Linked DNA regions of Homo sapiens: region 1 is linked to region 2. A link is a contact called in ENCODE Hi-C or POLR2A ChIA-PET data. All regions are on one chromosome and are shown on one strand. The core of a region is the stretch at or near the end of the contact, and the rest is flanking DNA. Distances in the headings are between cores, read along the strand shown.

What was found. A loop is a pair of places that touch in the nucleus more often than their neighbours do. ChIA-PET counts read pairs that join two places held with the same protein, here RNA polymerase II (POLR2A). Pooled maps may share reads with other maps.
Region 1: a map of chondrocyte shows a loop between it and region 2 (2.1-fold over the local background). The contact joins two enhancer-like sites. A Hi-C loop is called at or near these places in 2 of 168 maps with a recorded cell type or tissue (A673 and chondrocyte) and 1 of 50 pooled maps. POLR2A ChIA-PET finds 5 or more read pairs at or near these places in 2 of 52 experiments (AG04449 and AG04450).

The regions. Positions count from the first base shown.
Region 1 is chr2:215,767,042-215,773,462 of GRCh38, reverse strand. All of the region lies in intron 1 of LINC00607 (long intergenic non-protein coding RNA 607), which reads left to right. Among named protein-coding and RNA genes, the nearest start is that of LINC01614, 52 kb to the right of the region's middle. RefSeq lists an enhancer at 1,123-1,417. Within about 2 kb of position 1,307, at least 5 of the 41 ENCODE cell types and tissues checked have a DNase peak (open chromatin) inside an H3K27ac peak, as active enhancers do; they include A673, where a contact is called at or near this core.
Region 2 is chr2:215,532,589-215,539,582 of GRCh38, reverse strand. No RefSeq gene overlaps it. Among named protein-coding and RNA genes, the nearest start is that of FN1, 100 kb to the right of the region's middle. Within about 2 kb of position 1,727, at least 2 of the 41 ENCODE cell types and tissues checked have a DNase peak (open chromatin) inside an H3K27ac peak, as active enhancers do; they include A673, where a contact is called at or near this core.

The sequences.
Region 1 (6,421 bases), core at 58-2,557, 230 kb before region 2:
AAGAGAAAAATCTGCCCAGTCTCCTTTCCCTTTAATGAATCTTTATTATCCTGCTGGTGCAGATTGCCTGACTCTCCAAGTATAAATCGGGAGGGAGGAGGACTAGCCTTGAGTTGTTGACTGGGTTGTCATAGCTAGCCTGGGCTCTGGAGTGAGGATGGTCAGTGTTGGGCACAATTAATTCATCCATAGAAGGAAAAGATGTTGAGCAAAATATCTCAATGAAGTAATGGATTCAAATGGTGTCAGGAACATCTAAACAGCACAGCAGTTGCTTCTACATCAAATGTGACATTTGGCATTGAGGGTAAGTTCACAGAGCCAAAGCTAAACTCAGGTCAGGATTTAACACTGTTAAACCATTTTGACATGTGGCTTTTATTTGTTAATGAAACCAACTGCATTTGACCTGCTAAACATTAGGAGAATGAAAATATAAGAAAAACATAGATCCTTATGGGAAAAAGATGCAAGTAGAATTATTTTCACTGAGTGGAAGATGGAGATGGAGGTGGGGGTCTGAGGATAGAAAAGAAAGTAAAAATATTAAACTAAGAGAAGAGTGAGGATAATTGCCAAGGAATGTAGCACCGCAAAAGGTCAGTGTGTTCTTGGATAATGCTAGTGGCTATAGCAGGAGGTAAGCATGATTAGAGGTGCTGTGTCCTTTCCACAGCACGCCTCCAAGGAGAGTGAAGACTCTAATCAAATGCCTGGTCTGCCAGAAGTAAGAAATTGGGTGACGTTGGGTAGAAAAATATTTTATAGGTTTGTGACAAATTGTCGTACCTCTAAATCCAATTCATAGCTTATATATATATACACAATCTTACAAAAAAATCAACCTAACAAAGCATCGATCCACATATATCCACATTTCCTTTCATGTGGACTTAGTTTTTGTTAAGCCTTAATCAGGTTTTAGTATTGCCTGTAAACAGATATCTTGCTGAATGTGAGAGCGGTTTCTAAAAAGAAGATACAGCCCCATTTCTGGTCTGTACTTTTCTGCAGCTTATATATATATTTAAATAAACCTAGTGTTACCAGTTTTGATTGGTCTATTTCTGCTGAATGTTCCTCAAGGAAGAATATTATTATTGGAAAGAACCTGACATGTACTGGTTGTGGAATGGAGGAGTGAGCGATCTGAACAAATAGTTAACTTATAATGGTTAACTGTTTTCCTTGTAAAAGTCAAGATAAGATATACTCAGCAAGCTTGTGAATTTTGAGTGCTGGGAAGTCCTGGATTCCTGCAGAGTCATTGTGAGGTTTGCTTTTATTGGCCTCTGTTTCCCATGCAAGGGACAATTGTATAAATCCCCCTCTCCCTGCACCCACCTCCCTCCCATGTTGGTTTAATCCTTAGGCTGTTTCCTGCCTGCCCCCCTGGGAAATGCTGGTAAGAATTTCTTAAGATAGAACTTCCAGGGTCTTTATCTAGTTCTTCTCCCAGGCCAACCATTGGAACTTTCCTTTTGGATATGTCTCATTTGTGCAGCAAGTTTAACAGAGTGTTATATGCAAGTTCTAACAGGCAATGCTATATAATGGAGCATCCAAGACTGATACCAGTGTACTGGCTTTTTAAAACCCTAGGCACAAAACCTCACTTCAAAAGAGGAAAAATCTAAAGGTAGAAAGACTGCTTTTGGTCAGGGGGCTAAGTTAGATTCCTCAAGTCTCACTGTACAGGCAAGTTTTCATTTTTGTTTAGGGCTGTAGAATAAATCTTATTGTGCCCAATATGGAAAACAGATCAAAATGTTAAAGGGGAGTGTTGTGGCTTAGAGTCTCACCCACTCTGCTCTTTTCATTTCTTCTACTTTCCTGGGAAACCTTGAAAGATTTCACAGAGCCCTTGGGGTTGTACAGAGCACCAGGGCAGAGAATTGGTTGGGCCAATATTCTCAAATATAGTAACTCTTGATTATTTTTATTAAGACCCACATGATGATGTAGATCTGTAGAGAGAGCAGATAATAAGATAAGTAAGATAAGAAGCATGAGTAACAGGCCTGGTTCAATACACTCTCAAGTGGCCGAGAAAGCTTTCTGACTTCTAAATATGTTGAACACTTTGTACAAGTGGTTTGTGAATGTAGGTTTTCTGAGAAAGATAAGTGAATAAAAAAGAAACAGTACCAGGCTTGGGTCACTTTTATCTCAGGAGGAAGAGGCTATTGTTCATCCATGGAAAAAAGGGCCGATGAGCTGCAATTTTCAGCCTAAACTCTCTTAAAGATGGCTGGTCAACTTTATGTCAGACACAGAGTTCTTTCTCCTCTAAAAACTCATCATTGATTTGGGAGACAAGACATAGACAGATTAAGTAGCTGACTGTCAATACACAGCAATCCAAGGTAAACACTTATGGAAGTGGCAGAGGTACCTGCTGCTGAAAAGATACTTGAGTGTTGAAATAGTCAAGGAAGCTTTTCTGATGAAAATATCCTATGAACAGAAATGGTTAGAGAGAGTTCGTGTGCTAACTATATTCTTTCTGTGAGGATTAGGCTAGGTGGTTAGAGGATACAAGTGGAGATAAGAAATCTTGGCCCTGTGGCGAGGCCTCTTGTGCACAGGAGAAATAAAACAAGCAGGTTTCATGGGTGGACTGGAAGCCATGGAACAGCCACGTCACATGGTAATCAGGAACCTCAAAGGACAGTTGTCTATGGTCCACCAGCAGCAGTGGCTCATGGGTGATTCTTCTAGGGCTGATCATTAACGTGACTCAGACTTGTTGTGAATGCTCATTTCTGTCTTCAGCTCACTTTTTAGAGCTTGACTGGTCTTGGTGAGGAGCCATTCTGGCCTAGTCAGTTGTGGACAAGTGGACAGATTCACATAGTACAGGCATAGAAATTTGGATGTCTGTGGCGCAGTGGCTCCATGCCTGTAATCCCAGCACTTTGGGAGCCCGAGGTGGGCAGACCACGAGGTTACGAGTTCGAGACCAGCCTGAACAACATGGTGAAACCTCGTTTCTACTAAAAATACAAAAATTAGCCAGGTGTGGTGGTGCACACCTGTAATCCCAGCTACTCAGGAGGCTGAGGCAGGAGAATTGCTTGAACCCAGGAGGTGGGATTTGCAGTGAGCCGAGATCACACCACTGCACACCACTGCACTCCAGCCTGGGTCACACAGCAGAGCAAGATTCCGTCTCAAAAAAAAAAAAAAAAAGAAAAGAAAGAAATTTGGATGTCTGCAACTCTTAAGGCTACTTCCTTCCTTCCTTGGGGTGCTGTGGCAGGGACCCCTTTAACAGTGCCTGAGGTCGTGGCACTGGCTCCCCACTCAGGCAGTATCCATTGTGGAATATGTGTTGTACCCCAAAGATCTACCTTATATTGCACACTTTTGGGTCAGGAAGCACTCACTAATTAATTCTGTCTTACTTTTCATATTTGTTTTTTAGAGGCCTTTTTTCTTAGAAATGCATATGCAAACACAATGTAAACATATATCAATGCCATTTTCTACATGATTGTCAGGATTTATTATATAAAAGGATTGACTTTACTGATATTCTAATAGAATAAATCTGCCTGTCTTGCATTCTTGAAAGATCTCCTAAAGGTAGCAACAAATGATGGGATCATTATTAAAGTAAGATGAATGTGTTGTCAGGGCCTTGGAGAAACATAAGCATAATACTACCAGGAGAATTGTAAGTTCTTAAAAATGGTCAAGACCCTCAAAGTCATCTTGCCCCAAACTAGGGAGAGTTCATAAAAATCATCCACTGCTACTGCAAAGCTTGACAAGGAGGCTGAGACTGTGCAAGCTCTCTCGGACAGAAATTTATGGGACAAATCTGAGCTTTTATTGGGAAAAGAGAGTGAGAAGAGCCTTTTACTAAAGAGAATCTTGAGGTAGAAGATGCCCCACGGGACTCTGTGGCTAAGGAGAGGTTACTTTTAATAAACAATAGTGACCAGGAAAATAAGAGGAGGTGGCAGACACAATTCCATGCTTTTGACCTTTCAGTATTAGCTATTCTGAACTTTGTTCCTTTAACATCTTAATTTCTTGTCAACATTTCCCCACCCCCCTAACCCCCGCTCCTCTCAAATTGCTCCCTTCTTTAATTACCTTGTATTTTTAATTTCTTTCATATTGTCTTTGTCTCCTGCTATATTTCCTAATATAAGTGTTTTAATTGCTTTGAAATATTTCTAAGACTAAGGCATTTTAGGAATCAACATATTCTGTGTGTGTGTGTGTGTGTGTGTGTGTGTGTGTGTCTTCAGCTCTCTTTTCTCCTCCCTCACATCCAATGCAGTTGTTCCTAAATTGTATTATTTTTACTTGAAGTGGCCTATATTTGTGACACTGTGGGTTTAGTATAACATAGATAATTAGTAAGTTAGTACAATTAAGTAATGACTTATACTCTCAATTAGTTATGCTCCTAATCCTCATCCTGCCCCTTTGTTTTGTAATTTTTCTTTTTCAAAGTATTTCCAGTTGTTATCTCAGTCTACTATTATATAAACTATCTTGTTTTATTTTCACATACATCATTTAGGGAAGTAGAAAGGTGTGGTAGAGAGTTCGAGTTATGTGCTTTTTACGCTTGCTCTCATTTAGTTTTCCCAATAATGGTATGAGGTAGATATTCTTGTTCCTGTTGTACAGATGAGGAAACTGAGCCTGAGAAGGTTTAGTACCTTTTCTAGTTGCACACAGTTCGATAAGTGTCTTAGTCAGCTTAGGCTGTCATAACAAAATACCAGAGACTAGGTCCTTAAACAACATAAATTTATTTTGTCACAGTTCTGGAGGCTGGAAGTCTGAGAACATGAAGGCAGCATGATCAAGTTCTGTGAGGGCTCTCTTCCTGCCTTGCAGACAGCTGCCTTCTTGCTGTGTCCTCATATGGCAGAGAGAGAGCAAGAGAGAGAAAGACAGAGAGAGAGAGAGAGCAAAAGAGAGAGAAAGAGAGGTGAGGTGGGAGGTATTGCTGAGATGCTATGCTTATATGTGATAGAAAGTCTCCCTGCTGATAAAAAGGTGGAAGAGGTAAAGCGCTCTTGGGCATATTTCCAGGGGGTGAAAACCCACATTAGGATTCCATGAGGGGTCTGCATTCAAGGAGATAAGGAAGAGGCTACGGGGACTGGCTCTCAGGACAGAGTGGAAAGACAGTGGTTGCTGTATTGGTCTCTAGGAGTGAGGCATTGGGACGTGGATCTGAATTGCCACATCCAGAGATGAGCTCTGGGATTGCCTTCAGGGTCATTCTACCTTTGTCTTGAAGAGTAGTGTATGTTCACAGCCAAATTGCTCTATAGATCATAAAGGTCCAGTCCTTTAGGATCCAAGAATTCCAACAACCTTCCTTCATTTCATCTCATCTTGGTCCCTTTCAGTTCAAACTGGCAGTGTTTCTGCTGGAGTGACTGATTAGGTTCATGGTTCACACCCAGCTTAATCTCCTTAATGAATGGTTGCTTGGCCAGATCCTTAGTGTTCTTTTCAGAGCAAGCGTTCTTATTTTTTGCAATATAGATAGGCTGAGAAGTTCTGGTTCCTTTTTGCTTGCAATTCCATCTTCAATTTATCTTGCTCTTCTCACATTTTACTATAAGCAGTTGGAAGAAAGCTGCTCTTTCAACACTTTGCTTAGCAATCTCCTCAGCTAAATGTCCAATTTCATCATTGGCAAGTTTTGCTTTCCATAAAACACTAAAAAACAATTCAGCCAAATTCACTGCCACTTTATTACAAGGATATTCTTTTATGCATTGTCCAATAATTTGTTCCTTATTTCTGTCTGAGACCTCACAAGAATGGCCTTTACCTTCTATATTTCTATTAACATTCTATTCATGATTTCTTATATATTCTCCAAGATGGAAGCTTTCTCTATAGCTTTCATCTTTTTTTTTTCTTGTGCCATCACCAGAATTGCCTTTAACAGTCCCTTCATAGCAGTCTTGGCTTTTTCTAGTTTGTATCTCAAAACTCTTCCAGCCTCCTCTACCCGTTACTTAATTAAAAAATCATTTCCACATTTTTAGGTATTTGTTACAGTGGCACCCCACTTTTTGGTACCAAATCTGTATTAGTCTGAGTTTTCCAGAAAAACAGAGATATCTATAGATATCTCCTCCATTGGTTCTTTTTTGTGCATGTATATAAAATAAAGAATTGGCTCATGTGACGAGGGACCTGAGAAGTTCATGATCTCCAGCTGGAAAACTGATGACTCAAAAGAGCCAGTGGTATAGTTCCAGCTCGAGTCTGAGTCCAAAGACAGGAGAACACCTATGTCCCAGCTCAAAGACAGGCAGAGAGGCACTCTGATCCAATTGAGGTAACACACAAAATCAACCCATCACAATAAGTGATGGAGTCTGGATACAAAATTCAAAGCCTGTGATTTAATTATTGTGCTCTACTGGCT
Region 2 (6,994 bases), core at 478-2,977:
CCAGATTGTTATTTTGTGATCACTCGGGCCACTATGTAAGAGAATAAACTTGAAGGAGCCAAAGACGACGCAGGAGACCAGTAAATATGTTAATGCAATAGACCAGACAGAAGATAAAGGTGGCTGGGACTCAGGGATGATAAAGAGAAGTGGGTGGTGTGAAGTATATTTATTCATAGAACTTATTTGGGGGTGGAGAGGAGGTAAGTGAGAAGAAAGCACAAAGATGACTCTGGCTCCCAAGTTTATGAAATAAGCAACAGCATGAAAAGAGTTCTCTTTCTTCAACTTTGATGGGAGCTTGGTTGAAGGGGAATAGGGAAAGTTAATTCTGATGTTAAATGTTTGCATTTTGAAACATCTTAAACAGTGAGAAGAGAGGTAGGAAGCCTAGGCTTCAAAATGGTGGGTGAGGAATTCACAAGAAACTCTGGGCTAGGGAGTTCCATTTGGGAGTCACTCATTTGAGCATTTTAGACCTATGCCATGGAATTAAAGTGCTAATTTTGTCTTCCACTGTCCCACCAAAATATATTCGGTGAGTGAAGTTCTCCATCTGTAGATGAAAACATGGACCACAACCATCGTAAGATATCTTTGTGCTTTTCTAGACATAAAAGATGTTTGCAACTGACTCTTCTTTGGGTACTTTCATGGATTCTTTCAAGAGCGCTCATTACTGGGAGCTTCCTATCCCTGAATTGTCACTTCCTTCTTCAGGTGTCAGCACAGTTGGGTTCTAGTGAGGACTTGTCTTCCTTGCTGGATGATTGCTTTCTCTCTGGGTCCTCACATGACAGCATGACAGAGAGAGAGAGAAAGAGAGATTTCTCTTCTTTACAAGACCACAGTCCTGTTGAATTAAGGGCCCACTCTTATGACTTCATTTAACCTTGCATCCTACAGACCCTGTCTCCAGCTACACTAGGAATTAGGGCTTCGACATATTAATTTGGGGGGAACACCAATTCAGACCACAGCAATGGGAAACACTCATACAGCCATTTCCTAAACAAACTAATGACCATCTCTCCTTTACTCCTGACAGCGGAGCAGCCACTGGCCCTTCATTAAATTTCCAAGAGAATTCAGACACCTGACTATTGTATCCCCCAATTCACATATGCACAGCAAAAATTTATTTAATGCAAAATTATACAATGATTTTCAGCCACAACAATAATATTGTACAAGTAAATACAAATAAAGTATCATTTTTACTAATCTATTAACAATAATTTTAAAAAGTTAAAAATATCTGTTGTTGATGAGGTTATGCAGAAAGATGCATTTTTGGAACTTTTTGAGGACCTGTAAATTGATACAACTTTTTATAAAGCAATTAGGTGATATTTATGAAAATATTGAATTGACATACCTTTCGCCCAGTTCTCAGAATTTAACCTCTAGTAATACTTTTTCATAAGAAAGTCCTTGCTGCTTTACTATTACTTGTAATAGGAAAGAAAGACAGACAGAGGAGGGAGGGAGGGAAGGAAGGAAGGTAGAAGGAAGGAAGGAAGGAAGGAAGGAAGGAAGGAAGGAAGGAAGGAAGGGGAAAAGGAAATCATTTATGGCAATCAGAATTCTGACAGGAAACAACTCAGTTCAAGTTAATAAAGTGACTAATTTATGAGATGCTAACATGGATAAGGTGGTGGTGTTCTGGTGCACAATTCTTCCCATCGTTACATTTGGTGACCTCAAGTTGGTATCCTGAAATCAGAAACTGCAAAAGTATTTATACCCACAGAAATTGCCAAATCCTAAACATTTACTGGTTATAGGACTTTGTAAGAGACAGTAAGTCATGCAGATTAGCAACAGCTGGAAGCCATCACCACCTCTAGGCAAAGAAAGGAACTATGTTAACAGAACCAGAATGGAGGCATGGTGAAGGAATTATATTTAGAACAGCTCCGTCACTTCCAGAAAATGCAGCTCAGTGAGGAAGGAAATGGAAGAAATATCATGACCTCTTTCCCCCAACCCCAAATCCGCCATGCTTTCTATTGGCTAAACCCGACCAGAGGCCAAGGTTCAGCATCCTAGAGCATAAAGAACTATAGATTAAAGCAGAGAATAAGCTGTGAAGCAGGCAAGCAGACAATAACCAGCATGTTATTCAATATCCATCAAGAAGGAATGAGTTATACACATTGTAGGACATTCATTAAAATGAATTATCGTGCATATATGAAAATGAATGATGCAGATCTGTGCAGGTTTCTTTGTATCATTATTAAATGATAAAAAGTAAGTAAAGAGTAAGTTACAGAAAAGTATGAGTTTTTAATTCTATTTTTGTAAAAACTATATAAATACATATACTTTTTTTCAGAAGCCAAACAAAATATTTAGAAAAATATACATGCCAAACTCTCTTTTTTTTTTTTTCTTTTGAGATGGAGTTTTGCCTTGTTGCCCACGCTGGAGTGCAGTGGTGCGATCTTGGCTCACCACAACCTCTGCCTCCCGGGTTCAAGCTATTTTCCTGCCTCAGCCTCCCGAGTAGCTGGCATTACAGGCATGCGCCACCATGCCCGGCTAATTTTGTATTTTTAGTAGAGACGGGGTTTCTCCATGTTGGTCAGGCCGGTCTCAAACTCCCAACCTCAGGTGATCTGCCCACCTCGGCCTCCCAAAGTGCTGGAATTACAGACCTGAGCCACTGCTTCCAGCCCTTGCCAAACTCTTAAAGTGATTACTTTTAGAGCATGGGATTGATCAAAGAGGACTTGCACTTTCTACTTTCGATTTCTAATTGTTTGAATTTATAAACATCTATTTATAACTTTTTAAAACAACAAAGCAGTCTGTGTCTGTTTTTTCCTCTCAAAGCATAATGACACTAGGATTGGCAATGCTTTCATATGTGTCATCTAAAAGGAAGAATTATTTTTTCCCCTTCAGCTATGTCCCCTGAGGATTCTTCTAATTGTTCTGTGGAATGTGGAGATGTCTGTGCATTACGTGACTATCTGAAAATCAGCGATTTCAGGTAGTCATTGAGGGAATTATCAACTGAGGGGTGTGCATCAATTCACGTAAAGACATTCTATAGGACTCGAGAGCAAATTTTTGGTGAAGTGGCAGAGGTGTTTTTAGCACTGTACCTACAATTAAAGCATCATGAACTGTAGGAATAGGTTTTAAATTCTCAAGCTCCACTATAGGTTTTTATGTATTGCCTTTGTTTCTATTTAGCCAAAATAGAGAAATACGATGATAATTATTGAAATTTCAATAACCCATCCCCAGTATTTTTGGGTAATGTGTTTAGAAAATAAAGCATTTTGAAAAATGATTCCCACAACACAAAATTATTTTACCAACTAAAACTAATAAAGCTTTTATTCCTGATATTGAGTGCATATAAATCATTCCAGTTAGGGCCCTTTTTTGGCAAAGTTAGATTTTTTTCTATAGACAAGAAGGGCCATGTAATGTTTATTAGATATATGAACAAAAATAATCAGTGTTTTCAAAGCCAACAATGCTTCTGAACTTGAATATATTTAGATTTCTGAGACGGCTGAATTATAACCAACATGGAAAAGAAAACATCACTAAACATTCTTTTGACCAAAATACACACTCCACCCTTCAGCCACTTCCTCATGCAAGCATGTGGACATAAATGTTTATTTGCCTGACCTTGTCTGCTTGTTAACTAGTCATCATAGCTAATTAGAGGACTCCAGGTCTAGTTTGCCCACACTTATCAATGAAACATTGTTAACAGATTCTAGGAGCAGCTATGATAATTTTATCATCACCCCATCATAAGTAAACATCATGAAAATGAAATATTTTCCTCTAGAGATTTATTACTGAAATGTCACATAATGCAAAGCAACTATCGAATGCATCTACTGGATAAGTCAGGTCAAATGAAAAATAACAACTACTATTAACATTAACAGAAACTGAACAAAAATGTTGCTTAAAAAGAGTATAAAATCCCTCATTTTTTCTAATTTAAAATTTTAAATCTTCGTGAAATACATATAACATTTACTATCTTAACCATTTTTAAGTGTACAGTTCTGTAGCATTAAGTACATTCATATTGTTGTGCAATCATCATCACCATCCATCTCCAGGATTCTTTTCATCTTGTAAAACTGCAATAACTCTTCATTCCTCTCTCCATGTAGTCCCTGGCAACCACATTCTACTTCCTATCTCTGTAATCTTTGTCTCCTCTAGGTACCTCATATAAGTGGAAACACACAGTATTTTTCTTTTTGATGACTGGCTTATTTTACACACATTTTGCATATCCTTTCGTCTAGTCTATGGACACTTCGGTTGCTTCCATCTTTTAGCTATTTTGGATAATGTTTGTTCTCACACTGCTATAAAGAACTACCTGAGACTGAGTAATTTATAAAGAAAAGAGGTTTACTTGACTCATAGTTCTGCAGGCTGCACAGGAAGCATAGTTGGAGAAGCCTCAGGAAACTTACAATCATGGTGGAAGAGTGAAGGGGAAGCAAGCACCTTCTTCACATGCAGGGCAGGAGGAAGAGACAGAGCAAAGGGGAAGCGCTGCACACTTTAAAACAACCAGATCTCATGAGAACTCACTCACTATCACAAGAACAGCAAGGGGGAAATCTACCCTCATGAGCCAATCACCTCCCATCAGATTCCTCCCCCAACACCTGGGATTACAATTCAACATGAGATTTGAGAGGAAATACAGAGCCAAACCATATCATTCAGCCCTTGGCCTCTCCCAAATCTCATGTCCTCCTCACATTTCAAAACCAGTCATGCCTTTCCAATAGTCCCCCAAAGTCTTAACTTATTCCAAAAAGTCCAAGTCCAAAATCTCATCTGAAACAAGGTAAGTCCCTTCTGCCTATGAGTCTGTAAAACTAAAAACAAGTTAGTTATTTCCAAGATACAATGGGGGTAAAAACAGTGGGTAAATGCTCCCATTCCACAAGGGAGAAATTGGCCAAAACAAAGAGGCTACAGGCACCATGCCAGTCCGAAACCCAGCAGGGAAGTTATTAATCCTTAAAGATCCAAAATCATCTCCTTTGACTCTATGTCTCACATCCAAGCCACACTGATGCAAGCAAGGAGTGGACTTCCAGGGCCTTGGGCAGCTCTGCCCCTGTGGCTCTGCAGGGTACAGCCCCCAAGGCTGCTTTCACAGGCTGATGTTGAGTGCCTGCAGCTTTTCCAGGTGCACAGTGCAAACTGTTGGTGGATCTACCATTCTGGGGTCTGAAGGATGGTAGCCCTCTTCTCATAGCTACACTAGACAGTGCCTCAGTTAGAACTCTGTGTGGGGGCTTCAAACCCACATTTCCCCTCTGCATTGCGCTAGTAGAGGTTCTCCATGAGCGCTCTGCCCCTGCATCAGACTTCTGCCTGAACATCCAAGTGTTTCTATACATCCTCTTAAGTGTAGGCAGAGGCTCGCAAACCTCAACTCTTGCCTTCTGTGCACCTGCGAGCTCAACACCACATGGAAGCCACCAAGGCTTGGGGCTTGCATGCACTGAAGGAATGGCCCAAGTTGTACCTTCACCCCTTTTAGCCATGGCTGGAGCTGGAGTGGCTGGGATGCAGGGTGCCATGTCCTGAGGCTGCATAAAGTAGCAGGGCCCTGGCCCTGGCTCACAAAACCATTTTTCCCTCCTAGGCCTCCAGGCTTGTGATGGGAGGGGCTGCGGTGAAGGTCTCTGAAGTGCCCTGGAGGGTTTTTTCCCCATTGTCTTGGCTATTAACATTCAGCTCCTCTTTACTTATGCAAATTTCTGCAACCAGCTTGAATTTCTCCCCAGAAAATATTTTTTTCTTTTCTGCCACATAGTCAGGCTACAGATTTTTAAAACATTTATGCTCTGCTTCTCTTTAAAATATTCTCTTTGCTTATGCAAATGAGCATAGGCTTTTAGAAGCAGCCAGGTCATTTCTTGAATGATTTTCTGCTTAGAAATTTCTTCCACCAGGTACCCTAAATCATCTCCCTCAAGTTCAAAGTTCCAAAGATCCTGAGCAGGGGTACAATGCTTCCAGTCTCTTTCCTAATGCATAGCAAGAGTGACCTTGGCTCCAGTTCCCAAGAAGTTTCTCATCTCCATCTGAGACCACCTCAGCCTGGACTTCATTGTCCATATTACTATCAGCATTTTAGTCAAAACCATTCAAGTCTCTAGGAAGTTCCAAACCTTCCCTCATCTTCCTGTCGTCTTCTTAACCTCCCAAACTTTTCCAACCTCTGCCCATTACCCAGTCCCAATGTCACTTTCACATTCTCAGATATCTTTATAGCAATGCCCCACTTCTCTGGTACCAATTTTCTGTATTGGTTTATTCTCATACTGCTATCAAAAACTACACGAGACTGGGTAGTATATGAAGAAAAGAGGTTTAATTGACTCACAGTTCCACAGGTTGTACAGGAAGCATAGCTGGGGAGGCTTCAGGAAACTTTCAATCATGGCAAAAGAGAGAAGGGAAAGCAAGCACCTTCTTCAAATAGTGGAGTGGGAGAAAGTGAGAGAGCAAAGGGGAAGTGCTACACACATGTAAACAACCAGATCTTGCAATAGCTCACTCACTATCAGGAGAACAGCAAGTGGGAAATCTGCTCCATATGATCTAATCATCTCCCACCAGGTCCCTCCCGCAACACTGGAGATTACAATTCAACATGAGATTTCAGTGGGGACACAGAGCCAAACCTATCACAAAATCTCTTCCAGAGATATTTCAAGATCCTGCTTTCAATTCCATTTTGAGATATTTCAATTGAATTTCAAGATATTTCAAGTCTCTGCTTTCAATTATTTGGGGTATATACCTAGAAGTAGAATTGATGAATCATATAGTAATTCCACTTTAAAATTTTTGAGGGACAACCATACTGTTTTCCATAGTGGACATGCCATTTTACATTCTCACCATCAGTGCAGAAGGGTTTCAGTTTCTCCACATCCTCACCAACACTTGTTATTTTTTGTTTTTG